Regions from separate parts of the Mus musculus genome. Here region 2 is linked to region 1. A link is a loop called in an ENCODE intact Hi-C map of the cell type or tissue named here. Cell type or tissue: left cerebral cortex. All regions are shown on one strand.

Region 1 (8,000 bases):
GCTTCCCTCAGCCAGCAGTGACCATACCTCCTGCTTGGTTTTGGTGGTGTAACCTTGGACAGACTCCCTGGCCACCAAGCTCTCCAGCGCATCCTGGACTGTGCGTATCTTGTCAGACTGGATGTCCAACTGCAGCGTGAAAAACAGTTGCAGAGTAGCTGACTCTTTGGAACTCTGCTGGTAGACCACAGACCTAAAGATTGCAATTGAAAACAAACAAAAGTAAGAGGCCACTCTCTGTCACTTTCCCTTAAAACTAACTAACAGAGAAGGAATAAGTACACAAGCAAGTTTATTCAGTATCACAGAACCAGAGACAACAGAACAGCCAAAACCGCCCTGAATTTAAAAATATCTCCGCCAACTACCAGCCTCTGTGACTAGCAACTGAGCTGTACATTTTCCCAGCTTGGCTCAGACACTTCAACTTCCAAATTCTTTGCTTGTACACCAGAGCACAGCATGCACCAGCTAACAAACTGAATGGAGTAGGGGTGGAGGTGTTTAACAAAGTATCACAGCCTGTTCTAGTGCAACGGGGATTGCGGGAATCCCCAGGGGACCGGGACTTTTAATGCTGCTCTCCTTCTATAAAACCATCAGGAGGGGGAAGGGGAGCAGGCTGATGACAATAAAACCATGTCGATGGTCTGGGAGGAGAGGCGACCAGCCTTGAGGGTAAGGCGCCACCTGACCTTGTTGTTTCCTTAGTTGTTTTTCTTCATCTTTCTTTTTCTAACTTCTTCTGAATAAAAACCATAAGTGCCTCATCTCTCATTTCACCTCATCCAGGGAACACTCTATGATTCAATCTTGTTTGTGCAGCCTGGTGTCCCAGTTTATGAGCAAAGCAGAGCTGGTGGGAGGTGGCTCTGACTGTCGGGACAGATGTGACACCCAGCTGAAATCCTTCCTGTCAGGGTCGAATGCCCCAGCCTTCCTCCGGAGTGCCAGGCAATGACTGACGCCCCCTGGGTTCCCAAAAGAAAGTTGAAAAACATCAATGAAAGTAAACCGGGGCAGTGGTGGCACACGCCTTTGATCCCAGCACTCAGACAGTTCAAGGCCATCCTCCGCTACAGAATCAGTTCCAGGACAACCAGCGAGCGCTATATACAGAGAAACCCCGACTCATATCAAGCGGCCCATGTCAAGCAATGGGCCAGAGCCCTGGGAGCTGAGCATTAGAGCAAGGGGAAAGCAGGCAAGGCAGATGGCAGGGAGGATCCAGACACTGTCACACCTGCCCCATGGGAACGTGGGAAAGCACAGACCTGATGTGTCCCCCAAAAATGCCAGTGATGGGCGTCTGGACGAAGTCCGCCTGCCGGGTGATGGACGTCTTATTCTTGGGACCCACTTGCTCCCACTCGTCCTCGCTGCCCTTGCCCGTGTCTTCCAGCTCCTCGTCCTCTATCAAGTCGCTTCTGGGCCCATTGGAAACAGAGTGTTCTAAAAAGGAGAGGGCCTGCTGAGGCTACTGTTTTCAAGAACAAACTATCCAAGCAAGTACGTCCGCACAGATTCTATGATAAGAGCTGGCTAAACAGACTCATGAGGGCCAGGGAGAAGCTCGGCGGGTGAAGCCACGTTCTCCGGGCCTGACAATGAGAATGTAACTCCTGCGGTGACGTGGTGAAGAGAACGGACTCCTGATTTGTCCTCTGACCTGCACCTTACCTCAGAAACCTCTCTAGCGCGTGCGCGCACACACAATTACAATTGCACATGGGTGGGTGGGCGGGCAGGTGGACAGATGGATGGACACACACACTCAGAAAGGACCAAAATAACAAAAAACCCCACAAAGAAAAAAGACCCCAAAACCAAAACAGGTGACCAAGCAGTGGTGGCCCACACCTCTAATTCCAGCACTTGGGAGGCAGAGGCTGGCAGATCTGTGAGTTCAAGGCCAGCCAGGACTACAGAGTTCCAGGACAGCCAGGGCTACACAGAGAAATCCTGTCTTGCAAATCCACACATATAAGAAGATCTAGTTATGCTCTACACTGAAAGTCACAGTAGGCAACTGAAGCAGCCAGCCTCACTGGACACTCTCAGACACCAAGCTCTGGAAATGCCACGCAGGCAGGGCACTGAGACGGGCTAGAGCACAAAGACTAAGCGTTCCAGGCCAGCCAGAGCTTCAGAGAAAGACCTTGTCTCAAAATCCAGAGACGTTCACATTTCACAGTTGTCTTTGGACAACTGGAAAAATCTGAAGAGACTCTGTGGCTTGAGAGAAGAAGCTATGCTCGAAGAGGAGGCCTTCAGCAGGGGCAATTATCGCCAACCTCCCATCCCTAAGGCAAACGAGCAGAGCAGTCTGGAGTGAGCTTGCACCCACGGGGGTCTTCCCACTCGCTTCTGTCTTTCTGTATCTCAGAGGTCATTTGAATGTGAAATTCTCACGGAACTCCACACTTAGCTCTCGGCTGGTGGCACTGCTTAGGCAGCAGAGGCTGGCTGGAGGAGAGGACATTACTGGCTGGGGCTTACAGCCTGGCTCTATGCTCTGTCCACTCTCTGCTCGCTGTGTGTGGGTAAGCGTGGTCATCTAGCTTGCCAGTGTGCCCTCCGCTGTGATGGACTCTACCCCCCCGGAAGCCTAAGCCCGAGCAAAGCCTTTGCAACGGAACAGGAACTATAGAATCTCCCTCTAGAGTAAAAGTTGAAACATGTGCGTGAGCTGGGTACATTTCAGTTATCCAAGCCCAACTTTCTCACTGCTCTACTAGGAAATGAACAACAGCTGGCTTTTGATGTATGCTAAGCACTGCTGATGGACAGGAGACTTCTAACTGTGCATGCCTGCACATGTACATGCATGCCCATGTGTATGTATCGATAGCACAGACACGTGACCTTCCTTGAAGCCACTATCAGGCAAACAGTCTCACCCAGAAGAACCTACTTTCGTGCGTGGGTGAGAGTAGCTTCTTCAGGCTCAGCATCTCTTCATGGAGTCCATTGAGGATGAAACCTAGATACTCCTCTGCGTCCTCCTGCCGGCCCTGAGGACAGACATGGGCACATTAATTCCAACCAGCTGGAGTAAGGCCTATAGAAGCCCCAGCACCTAGAGCAAACTACACCTTAGATGAATGCTCTAGACCAGTGAACCCAAATCCCCAGAGTTGCCATGAGAACTCTGTAGCCTATTTCTATAGCTAACCTCCTAGGCACAGATACTGGTACACACAAGCTGGTCTTAGACAATAGCGCCACTCAGCGCTGTGAAAACGTCCACAGTTCTAGAAGGTCCCTGGGTGCCTTCCACCTCCACTCCACTGCATCTGCACACTGTCGTTACACTTCTGGTTGTGCTTCTAATCCCCACTCTTGGGAGGCATTCCTAGCACCCCAAATCCCAAGTAGTGGGAAGTGAAACTCCAAAACAAGAAAAGCTGTATCACAGGCATTTAAAAAAAAAGCTAGTGGGATGGTGGTGGCGGCTCAGGATTTTAAATCCTAACACTGGGGAGATAGAGGCATGGCAGATCTCTGAGCCTGGTCTACAGAGTGCACAGGACAGGGGTACACAGAGAAGCCCTATCTTAGAAGGGAGGAAGGGGGGGGGATGGAGGGAGGGAGGGAGGGAGGGAGGGAGGGAAAAGAAGCGGGTGAGGAGAAAGGAAAAGCTAAAGTTGTGCAGCTGGTGTCTTTGTGTACCTGGATGCTCACTCTATTTTTTTTTAATTTTTTATTAGGTATTTTCCTCATTTACATTTCCAATGCTATCCCAAAAGTCCCCCATACCCACTCACCCCCACTCCCCTACCCACCCACTCCCCCTTTTTGGCCCTGGCATTCCCCTGTACTGGGGCATATAAAGTTTGCAAGTCCATGCTCACTCTATTTAAAGCAATACAGCTTCCAGACTATTCATTTAAATGGCATTCTCTTACTATTTTTCCACTCTGAGTAAGCTTCCTGTCTATACCTGCATTGCACTGCTCATGCCAATGCATTAGACTTGGCACTGGAAGACCAGCTGGATGCTCTAGACAATGACCACTGGAAGGCCGCCTGGCTCGCTCGCCTGCCCGCCTGCCCGCCTGCCTGCCCACCCGCTCACCTGCCCTTAGTTACCTGCTAGCAGGATTTTAGGAAAAGCCAGGCTACAATGGCTGAGTTGATGGACTCACTGCTGTAGCCTGAGCAGGACTAAGATGGAGGCGGAGCACTCCAGGACGAGGAGGAACCCCCCCCCCCCCACTCAAGCACATTGCAGCAACAAGGGTCAGACTCAGAAGCCAGGCTCTGCCCATCAGCGGTGGATTCACAGGCTGGCAGAGCCAGTGAGACTCCGTCCTTGGGTCTCAATGCTATTAAATGTGGGTAACTGGCACGTGTTAAGTCATTGAGTGTCTCCACCATAAACCTCACCCAGTTCTCACCCCACCAAGTCACAGCTCGAGGCATGCGCCAACAGCCACTTCAGGGTCATCTACAACTTGCTCTGTAGCAGGCTAGGCTTAGCTTCCCAGAGATCCTCTTGCCTTGGCCCCTATGCTCTAGGACGTAGGCATGGTCCCCTCCCCCAGTTCTTGGGAGCAGTTTCCATAGCAACCACAGAGCACCCCAGACCTTTTCAGACAGGCTCGACTTGATGACTGTCAGGAGTCTGTATATGTATGTGGGTTCAAAGGCAGCCCCTGGGCGGATATCTCTCACGATTTTATCCCCGAGAGCTGCAAGAAAAAAACAGAAGATTCTGGTAAGTAAAGAGACCACAGAGAGGTGAAAGCAAATCCACCCAAACTCCCATCACACGGGGAAAACACCTTGGTTTAAATAGACACTTTTTTCAGTAAGACCACACATTCACCACACGCCACCCCCTCGCTCCGTGTCCCCAGTGACAAGGCGCCTATCCCGGCGCGAGCTCTGACTCACCTTGGCGGGGTTTGGGAGGCACTGGCATGTTAGTGAACTCATTCATGAGCCGAACACTAGATGGAGAAAGAGCAAAGCAGAACTCACGTTAGGAGCAGGCCTGGGCACGGTGGCACATTAACCAGCAGCTAGAACAGCACCCAGGAGCTCTTATGTTAAAATCTACACATGTTATGGGACCATTTCCAGATGGCATTTTAAGCTGGTAAACAGTACGGGGTTTCCTACGGAATCTGAAGGGCAGCAAACTCTCCAGTTATATTCCACATCAACTTCCATAGAAAATCCCAACAACATCTCCCTTTAAAGGAGAATTCCAGAGGCTGGAGTTCAGAGACTTGTTGCTCTTACAAGGGACCAGGGTTCAGTTCTCAATACCCACTGCCAGCTCACAAGTAGCTGTAATTCCAGGTTCAGGGGGTCCAAAGTCTTCTGACCGCCACTGCCCACACGTGGCATGTGCCCTTACATGTATGCAGGCAAAGCACGCATTCACATGAACTTAAGAGCAGGGCGGGGGAGATGGTGGAGCACTCGTCTGTAGCAAATCAAGAACTGAGAGCTGGCGTCAGCCCCGGGAGCACCTGCTCGGCCAAACCGCTCGTTCCCATCACCGCAGGGAGAGCCCCCGACCACTGGCACGTGTGCGAGCGCTTTACTTACAAGCTATCTATCATGGGCGTTGATGTGCAAGGCCGCTGCACTTTTGAGTACAGAGGAATGAACTTCATCAGGTGATACATCGGAGGGCAAGCCACCAATGCCTGCAGGGTCTAAATGTCGGTAAGGAAGTGTAAAGGAAATGAAACAGACACAGAGGAACTTTTCTAAAAGGCACGTAAAAAAAAAAAAAAGATAAGCCAAGGACACTCAGCTACGTGGATATGTAAACACAAAGAGGAGTAAACCACATGAGAAGACAGCTGCCTTGTAAAGGCCATGTAAGGATCCTCTCTCTGTCGGCCGGCTGCAGGACACTCAAGAGCCTAGCTAGCTGAACAAAACACTCCCACTAGTTAGAGCAAAGCCTCTAGTTCTACGCGGCCATTCTGTCCTACTGTCTACCACCACTCCAATGAGAATAGAACATGCCCGACTCTACCCTTCATAAGCCAACAGATCAATCCTCGGACAGAGGGCGGAGAGGCTCCAGAGTACCACCGACCATGAGGCAGGCAGAGTGATGGCCCAGTCTCCGTGCTCAGAGCGCAGGCCGGCAGCCCTGGGGACGCTGCGGCAATCAAACACACCCAGACGGGAGAGTGGGCATGGTGGCCAGGCGCAGGGTTGGCAGCCAGGAAGGATACGGCATTAATGTAGCACCAGTTTCCTTTATTGATCAGCCCACGGGGTTGCAATGACACTGGCTTATGTATTAGGGTTACAGTCTCCAATAACTCTGCAAGAGTGAAGAAGCAAATGAAGACATTAACATTGCAGTCAGAATCCATGCACGGCGTTTCTGAAGTGCTGAGAGTCCTTCAGAAGAGCGTGTCCTCCGAAAGCCTTCACTTAGCACCGCTTTGTTACTAAGTTGGGGTGCAGGGGTGGGGGGCAGTTGTCTTGAACATCAACATTTACAGTTATCCTCTCAGTTTACACTAGGACGCTCCATGGCCAGAGACACCGACACAATAGCTAGCAGCAGAGAGCGGAGGTGGAAGACACTGGCATCCCCACCAAGGCTGACAGCATGCTTCACCAGCTGCTAAGTCCTCTGGATACCAGCTTCAAAGGGACTGTGGGGCAGGAGTGTGCCACCGGGCTCCCAGAAAACCCGGCAGACCACAGTGGGCGCTCAATGGCCGAGTATTAAGTGACAGCAGCAGCTCCTGCCAATCATGGAAGTGAGATCAGCCATTGGTCCACTAACTCCTCACTCCATTCAGAAGTGGGTGGGGCTTCTCTCCTGACACCCCGGAAACCACTTTTTTACAGCTTTAAGAAAGCTGTAAGCTGAGGAAGCACAGTGGGTGGCTTGATGTGGCTCCCATAGATCACTTTATCTGAGAAACTAAACCATTACAGGCTCCAGAGAAGCACCAGACACAGCCACTGAGAGCAGCCCCTTAGTGAAAGGTGTGCAGATCTAAGACAGGAAGACGCATGCTGACAGCTCCCACCAGTCCTGGAGCTGTCCAGTAACACTCAACTGCATAGTCATAACTCTGCCAAAAAGGGACTCTGACACCTCCTCTTACAGATGAGAAAACTGAAGTCACAGCACTGAGCCAGATACAACTGTGGGTCTACCTGGTGGGCTCAGCCGTTCCTAGCACTTGCTGCCAGGCCTGATGATCTGAGTTCACAGCCCCTTGTGGTAGAAACACAACCAACTTCCACAGCCTGACCTCACAAGCACACACACTTGTACATACACACAAACATGCTTGCAAGCACAGAAGGAACAAATAAGTCTAAGGAAGAAATGTTTTTAAATATTATGTAAGGCGGGACGCCCTCTTTCCCCCTCCCACTGCCTTCTGCCACCTGTTCTTGGGCTAAACAAGGATCCATAGTACAGCAATGATCACAGTAACCTCCAAACCTGTGTGTTCAAACAAAAACACACCCCAAAGCAACACCACAGGCTCTACAGCAGCCATCAACGGTGTGGCAAGCTTTTACAGAATTAGAAGCTAGGTCTTCCTACCATGGCTGACCTCTGTAAGAACAGCTAATGCATCCCGCGTGCACCCAAGCCTGCAACTAGCCCCGCTCCAGGCCAGCTCAGACAGGTAATGAAGGGCTCACTGTCCCGGACAGCACCACAGACTGTAAAAGAGTCTGGGGAGTATGCTTCACCTACAGATATACCAAGAGAACAGCTAGATGACTGGAGGCGCAGACATCAGAAAATAGGCAGTGGGGGAAAGGTGTCTGTCTATCCGGAGTAACATAAAGGACAGCAGGAAGTATGAACACTGAATGGCGACTTACACATAGGTATCAGCGTGCTGCAGTCCCAATACTCCCACGGTCACGCACAACCTTCAGGTTCAGGGTGCAGACTAATGGTATCAATATGAAGAAGCAAGCCAGAGATCTGGGTAAGAAGGTGGAAGCCAGTGTACACTGCTCAGTGGGATGCCTGGCCCAGG
Region 2 (8,000 bases), 190 kb before region 1:
TTTCTTCCCCCTTTCCCTCCCTCCCTCCCTATCCCCACTGCAGAATCCTGTTCACCCTGAAGGCCAAACTCACTCACGTGTCCACCTCTGGAGAGGCCTCTCTCCATAGCAATTCAAAATTAATTATGGTCCCTGCTGACCCTGCACTAGCCTTTCATCTAGACTCGTGTATGAGCAAGTGCGGACTCTTACTGAGCATCTGGTGTGTGAATGAGCACACTTCAGTGGGAACAAGCTCACGCTGCTGAGAGAGCATGGGATGCAGGGCACACAGACCCGGGCTGTGATGGAGACTTCAGCTTCCAAACTCAGACTCTGGTACCGGTTCAGAACGTATTCGCTATTCTGGAAGCCATGCTTATCAGCACTAAGGAGCAGCAGCCAAATGGCAAAGACCCAGGACAGCCATGCTAGGGGGGTAGAGGGAGCATCTTCATCCTTCCTCGGGCCTATCAGAGAAGATCCCCAGGAGGCGACTGCAGGGGCAGGACCACCATCTGTACCGCTTCTGTTGTTCTACTGGGGGAAGTGCAGTCCAAACCCACACACACTGACTCCTGAGAGCTTAACACTCACAGGTTGATCATAGATTCCCTCCAAACACCCAGCCCAAAATATTTTTAGATTCTCTGAGTCAGAAAGATAGAACAGCTGGCTCTGGCCACCATCCTCGGCGCACATGCACAGGGGCAGCGGTACACGTGCAGGAGAGTCCACAAAGCCTTCCTTGGGGCAGAAGCAGCTCACCAACCTTGGCTCTGACATCTTGTCTAGGCCAGGACAGTAGCAAGGGCCCACAGGTCAGAAGGCAGTGAGTGGACGCTCAGAGAGAATAGGGTAAAGGGGGGCACTAGGATTCCCTCTCCCAGTAACATCTGCTACCTACGTACGGCCTTGCTTTCTGGGAAGGTCTCCCTGCGTGAGACAGTGAGACTGGGTTCAATGTGGAAGGGCCATGTGGCACTGCATTATTACTCTCCAAAGAACAGAAAGCCACACACATGACCACATGCTTGTAGCTACCCATGGAGACCATACAAGGAAACCATCTGCAGTGACTAGGTCAGGGACACTGTTAATCCTACCACATTGTAGATTCATTCCACTCTAAGTAAAAACCCCGATTCTCACAAAACACAAACCACTCAGATGAACACACAAGAAGCCCAGCCACTAAATGCCCAGACAAGTCTCAAGCCATATTAATCACCGCAAAGAAACACGTAAAATTTCCAGGTGTGGTGGCTCATGCCTGTAATTCCAGGTAGAGATGCAAAGATCCAGAGTTCAAGGCCATGCTCAGATAAAAAGTGAGTTTGAGGCCACTACATTTGACCCTGTCTCAAAAAAAAAAAAAATTAAAACACACAAATTAGACCATTTATGCACCAAGGTACATTTAAAAACTGCAATCGAGCATGCCTTTAATCCCAGCACTCAGGAGGCAGAGGCAGGTGGATCTCTGAGTTCTAGGTCAGTCTGGTTTACAGAGTGAGTTCCAGGACAGCCAGGGCTACACAGGAAAACCCTGTCCAAACCAACCAACTAACCAAACAAACAAACAAACAAACAAAAAACTACTACAGTGCAAACCCTACCAAAGGTCTAGTTAAACTGACATTCTCCGGTTCACTGGCAATGAGGGCAGATGCAACTTCAGAAATTCTATGTCTGTCAAGAATTTGAACGCTTGAAATTTATTCTAAGAAAAGGGTTCAGTTACACACTGTACTGGCTGGTTTTGTGTCAACTTGACACAGGCTGGAGTTATCACAGAGAAAGGAGCTTCAGTTGGGGAAGTGCCTCCATGAGATCCAACTGTAAGGCATTTTCTCAATTAGTGATCAAGGGGGAAAGGCCCCTTGTTTGTGGGACCATCTCTGGGCTGGTAGTCTTGGTTCTATAAGAGAGCAAGCTGAGCAAGCCAGGGGAAGCAAGCCAGTAAAGAACATCCCTCCATGGCCTCTGCATCAGCTCCTGCTTCCTGACCTGCTTGAGTTCCAGTCCTGACTTCCTTGGTGATGAACAGCAATGTGGAAGTGTAAGCTGAATAAACCCTTTCCTCCCCAACTTGCTTCTTGGTCATGATGTTTGTGCAGGAATAGAAATCCTGACTAAGACACACAGGAAAAAAAAAATACTGTGACCCTGACAGACAGGCTTCTACACACAGCTAGTAAAATAATTATAACATGGACATCATAGCAGCCAGTGTCTGAGGCAGTGAGGACAGTGTTGATAGTCACAGAAAATATCCTACTGTGTACCATCTCTACTGGGACACTGGGGACTCTGGGATATAACAGTGGACTGGAGACACACTCAGCACTGGTAACAGGATGGCACTAAGTCCAGGTCCCTCCCTCAGCCCACTATCATACCAGTGACTTGTGAGTCAAAGAAGAAGCCAGTTTAAGAGACGAGAAGAGCCGCATGGGCCTGACATCACAGAAGGCAAGACAAGACTGATTTGAGGCTCTTTCTGATCCAGCCCTGGACTCATGGGGCTGGCAAGGTGAATAAGTCACCCTTTCCAAGAAGCCCAGAACTGCCTCTGCCTCTGTGAGTTCAGAATGATGTCTTAGTCATTTTTCTATTGCTGTGAAGATGCACAATGACCACAGCAACTCTTTAAAAAGGAAAGCATTTAATTGGGGCTTGAGGTTTAGCCCATTATCAGCCTGACAGGAAGCATGGCAGCATGCAGGGAGCCACGGTGCTGGAGAGGAGCTGAGAGTCCTACATCTTGATCCACAGGCAGAGAGACACTGAGAGCCTAGCTTGAGCATTTGAAATCTCAAAGCCCACCATCCCCAATGACATACTTCTTCCAACAAGGCCACATGTCCTAATCCTTTCAAATAGCACCACTCCCTATGAGCCTGTGGTGGCCATTTTCATTCAAACTACCACAGATGGTGACAAAAACACAGGCCAGGGACAAAGGGGCCAGATGCTGGTCCTTGGCCTTGAGTGCACAGCTTGTTTAGTGTCCTTTCCCCTGAGGATACTCAGCATCATGGCCTAATCTCTCTCAGAGGAACAGGCCAGCCGGGCAACCTTGCATACAGAGCCAGGATGCCCTGGTGAGGTGACCAACCCTCCTTACAGAATTGAGATGCTGTGGTGAGATGGCAGTTGCCATAGGACCTGGGCATGAGCTCCTAGTCCCCTCCTCAGGAAGGAAACACAGCTATACATTTCCCAGTGAGACAAGGTATTGGTCTCTGTAGCTCTCACAACAACCTCAGAGGAGGATCTCGGATGGCCTGAGGACATAGAACTGACTGTCTCTGCTTTGAGCCAGCCAGGGTCTTCTATTCAGGAGCACAGATCCAGTAATAGCAGAGTTCTTAGAGATTTCAAGGCATGATGAAATCTTCCAGTTTTTCAATGGTGGCAATGAGTTTAAATTCATTTCAAAGCACCTTGTGGGCCCTAAATCTGTGGATCTATAGGAAGAGGCTCCAAGAGGCCCTGGTGGTAGCCAGTCTAAGACCCCAGATTTTTGTTTCAGGACTCTGCTCCACAATGCAGACATCCTCAGGCTTCCAGGAAAGCTACCCGCCTCCCCACACTTTCATGGTTCATGTTCAAGGTGCTGCCAAGTAGCTGTGATTTCCTCATTCAGCTGAGATTCCTTCATGCCACAAACTCCCTGATTGTTCACCGTGAATCAGCCACTGTACAAGGAGCAGGAGGTATAGCCAAGAGCAGGAGCTGGAGTGTCTGCTTCTGTGTGCTCACAAAGTACAAGAGTCAGTAAAGTGCTTGCCACACAAGCACAAGGGCTGTGTCGGATCTCTGACCCTGTGTTAACACAAACAAGCAGCCATGTGCACCAAGGAGCACCTGCAATCTCAACACTAAGGAGGGGAAAATAGGAGGGATCCTGCAGCCCCCCTGGCCAGGCAGCCTACTCAGATCTGCAGGCCCAGGCTCTGTGAGAGATTCTAGTTCAAAAAATCAGGCACAGGCTGTATAAGCTGAGGATGTGACTGCTCCATGCTATAGATAAGAGGAAGGTTTTTATTGTAGATATGACAGAGAGGCCAGCCAGAGAAAGAGTCGAGAACAGAGAGATAAAGCTGTAGCCTGAACAGGGCCAGCAGACTGGACCTGGCTATGAGGGAAGCAGAGTAGAGAGACAGAGAGAGTGAGGGAGGGGTGGGAGGGAACGATGAAGTCAGAGAGAGGGAGGTCCAGCCAAAATAGTAGGGTCATAAGAAGAATGAGTAGCTGGGACATTTAAGGGAGGAGAGGAGGGGAGGCAGGATCTGAAATGTGTAATAGGCACTTTTTAGTGATACTAAGAGATCCTGGAGGCCAGCTGTGGTTTGCTATGCTTAAAAGGCACCACAGATATCCATGTGTCCCTTCTACCAGTGATAAGGGGAATATCTCCTTTTGGTAGAGAGGAACAGGCTTTACGAGTTCCTGAGAAACACTGGCTTTTGTCTAAGGGAAATGGAGCATCCTTTGGACCTAACAATTGAGGAAGACATCTGACATTGACTTCTGACTTCACACACACACACACACACACACACACACACACACAAGAACATGAACAGGTATACACACATATAAGACTACTGAGATTTTCTCTGCTAGGTCTGGTAAGGAGATCTGGCCCCCAGAAGCCAGTACCACACACAAGTGCTAAGGTGACCATGGCCTAGGAGGTCCTTGTAGTCGCTGGGCAGCTGCTCACTGGAAAAGCAGACCAGAGAAGCCTTCCTATCTACTGAAGGCCTGGGTGGGCCATAGGAAGTTTGGGGGAAAGGTAAGTGCAGGCCAGGGTGGCAGAGCCAAACAGGTAGGCCCTGGTAGGCAGCCATGGTATCACCATTTCAAGGGTAGGGAGGGCATGATAACTTCCTCCTTGGGTCCCTCCCAGCCCCACCTGTGCATCAGCCTTCCCAGCTTTAGGAGGAACTATGACAAGATTGCCTGCTATCACATTTGGCCACATCCCCGGAGCCTTGTTCAAACTCTGATTTCTCCAACACCACCATAGTGAGAGCTGGGATTTCCCTAGAAAGCAACTCTGAGCACAAAAGGTATATGTGCATGCAGTGTATGTGTGTGTACATGCATGCTCTAGTTTCCCTGTGGCCCAGCCCTTGCCTGAACAGGACACACAGCACAACAGTTGCTTTGTCTCTTGTCTCAAAACTGCCAAAAGTGGAGGCAGAATGGGGCTGGCAAGGTTGCATCGTGGTCCTGGGATATGAAGATAGCATGATGTCATCACCGGGGGCCTTAGGAATAAGGGTGGTCAGAGTCAGAAAAGGAGATGACACTGGGCTGCTGGGTTGGTGATAAAGAAAAACTGAAAGCCAAGGACTTGGGGAAGCTGGGGAGCAGGGAAGCACATTTTCCCTGCAGCCTTGAGAAGGACTCAGGGAAGCGCATTTTCCCTGCATTTCCCTGTGAGAAGGGCTCTTTCCAGCACCTTGACTATCCCAATAAACCAGCTGAGAACTTCTAACCTTCACAGCAATAAAGCAGTAAATGTGAGCTGTTTTAAAGCCACTAAGTACATAGTCATTTGTTCCGGTAGCAATAAGGAAGGAAGACAAATGTTACTACATAAAATACCTGTCAGGTGTAGATATCTGGGTATTTCTTGTACCCTCAGGGTACCAGAAAAAAGGCTACTGAGACCTGAGGCAGTGTGGAAGTTGGGCCCTGACTGCCCCACATCCAGCAGGGACCATCACAAATCCCTTTCCAACTGGGCTGGGGTCTAACAGGCTTCTATAGTGGCCTGTTAAAGCTGCTTCCTCCTATTGGTCACTCAAGCTCTGGAGACTCTTAAGACTTCCATTGCCTTCCTTAAACACACTACAGAGGGCCGGGAAGCAGGAAGGCCATTTGCCCTCTCCCGCTGCTTGTTCCTTCTGGCCTGTACCCATCATCTGTCCCTTTCAACACTAGAAGACAACTGAATCTTCTGCCTCCAGGTAGTGGCTGTTTCTCTCATAACAGCTGCAAACACACCAGTGGTCCTGTCTGCTCAGTGTGCTCTGGTGCCCTGCATGGTGCCTGGCTGGGAATTGACTATGGTGGTCTGGATACAAATGTAGGAGTTGCCCACGAGAATGCCCACTGAGGTGGGCGGCGCCATTCCCTGGGCTGAGGTGTCAGATGAAATGAAAAGCAGGACGTGAGCTGAGCACCAGCGTTCGCTCATTTCTGTCTCTTAGGTGCCTTAAGTTCCTGTTGCCTCGGTTTCCCCGCTGCGATGGGCTGTAACTGCACTACATTGCTTTTGTCTGCTATTCTATCACAACGTCAGAACGCAGTTGAGATACCCTGCACAGCAGCACACCAGTGCAAGCACAGTGGAGGAAAGTGGAAATTATCACGAGGCTCACAAGACCTCAGCCCACCCATACACACACCCAGTCGGTCTGCTGCAGCACTGCTTCCCGTGACTCCCTCTGGGCTTTCTGGACATATACTCCCACAGCCTCCCCTTACACCCGTCCCAACCTAACAAGAACCTCAGAAGGCTGTGACATGGTGCCCTGACACAGTCCCTGACAAAGCCCTGGAGGCCAGTACCCCAACCAGGTGGCAGCCACTGGAGAAGTTCAGAAACAAGCCACCTACTTTAAGACCAAAAGAAGACCTTCAACTTTGCCAAGCTGATGAGTTCAACTTTAATTTAAAAAAAAAAAAAAAAAAGAAAGAAAGAAAAAGGAAAAAGGAAAGGACATGACTGCTCCTAGGTGTGGTGGAGGAGAAGGTTTACTGCAGATAAAAGGGAGAGCATAGCCAGAAGCAGGGACATCTGGGAGAGTCCAGAGTGGATGTGACCCTGATCCGTGTGAGGAGAGGGGAGGGGAAGGAAGAAGAGAGAGGAAGGAACCAGGAACCAGGTGCAGCTGCCAGGAGACCTAAAGAGAGCAGAGTAACGGAAATGGTTGGCTTATGTAGAGAAGAGCAGATGGGGAAAGGCAGCTCTTCTCAGCCTCTGGGCTGGAGGAGTTTAGGGTAGGAGGCAGGTATGCCAGCCAGGAGGGCCATGTAACAAGTAGGGACTGATGATGCTCAGAGAACCTGGCAGTAGGCATTCATTTGCTTTGCCATGCTAAATAGGCACCTCAGCTGCCTTGGTCCTCCTGGGAGACGTAACAACAGTCCCAAAGATCCTCACCAACCAATCTGCTCCTCACTGAGAATAAGAGACTGTGCAACCAGGCAGGGACCTAGGCCTAGTTGAGGTGGCAAGTGGTAGCTGGCTATGTTAGGAAAGAGAAGTTCTTCCCATGAGTGTAAGTATGTCAAGCCATAGAGAATATTATCAGTGTTCTTTTAGGGGCAGTGGTGCACAGGTAGCTGTTTATAGAGTTAAACCCAGTTAATATGGTTCCAGGGTAATTTACCGACTTGTAGAATCACATAAACCCACTACTGCCCTTAAGTGACAGATGAGTTGAGTTTCTTGGTGGCCAAACCAAAGGTGACACATGGTGTGCTATGAGACTCTTGTCCTGCCAGAGGCACCCACAGTTACTTTCTCCAAGTACCTGCTGAGCCCCCTGCTTCCCTCCCTCCCTCCCTCCCTCCCTCCCTCCCTCCCTCCCTCCCTCCCTCCCTCCCTCCCTCCCTGTGCAGAGACACTGGCTGTCCCAATAACAAAATCTCTAACAAGGCAGAGACAAAAATGTGCCTTTAAATGAGTCTAGAAAGCAGCAGGCACCCAGTCCCGCGCCTTTGGAATGGGAATCTGCCTGGCTGGAGACTGCCGCTAGGCGAAGACATGCACGGCATTTTGTGAGCCTCCCATCAGGTGCCAGATGTCTCATGCTGGCGTTCTCAGAGTGTTTCCAGTGCCAGCTCAGGAAGGTGGTAGCCAAAACAGGAGCGGTGTTGCAGTTGCTAGGGAAGGAGCTGCCACAAGGCTGTGAAAGTAAGTGGAAATTTGGCCATGTCCCCAGACATCAACAGCACCTTACACATCTGTAGGGGACACTCCTATGTGGAGG

The links. Peaks named below come from ENCODE experiments on the same cell type or tissue, not always from the same donor. Only the 100,000 strongest peaks of a DNase experiment are listed, where the experiment ranks them.
Region 2: it touches region 1 in a loop (3.0-fold over the local background); 3 of 42 quality-filtered maps call a loop at or near these places.

What each region holds. Positions count from the first base shown.
Region 1 is chr8:119,945,373-119,953,372 of GRCm38, reverse strand. It overlaps Usp10 (ubiquitin specific peptidase 10), which reads right to left. Exons shown (of 14, transcript NM_009462.2): 5 at 6,207-6,298; 6 at 5,563-5,672; 7 at 4,900-4,955; 8 at 4,591-4,694; 9 at 2,915-3,014; 10 at 1,275-1,452; 11 at 28-193. Among named protein-coding and RNA genes, the nearest start is that of Usp10, 39 kb to the right of the region's middle. In left cerebral cortex, a CTCF peak has its summit at 4,958; DNase peaks (open chromatin) are centred at 3,358, 4,876, 6,880, 7,341 and 2 more places; H3K27ac peaks cover 717 bases.
Region 2 is chr8:120,136,653-120,144,652 of GRCm38, reverse strand. All of the region lies in intron 1 of 6430548M08Rik (RIKEN cDNA 6430548M08 gene), which reads right to left. Among named protein-coding and RNA genes, the nearest start is that of 6430548M08Rik, 27 kb to the right of the region's middle. In left cerebral cortex, a CTCF peak has its summit at 7,778; DNase peaks (open chromatin) are centred at 459, 3,647, 6,988 and 7,847; H3K27ac peaks cover 3,010 bases.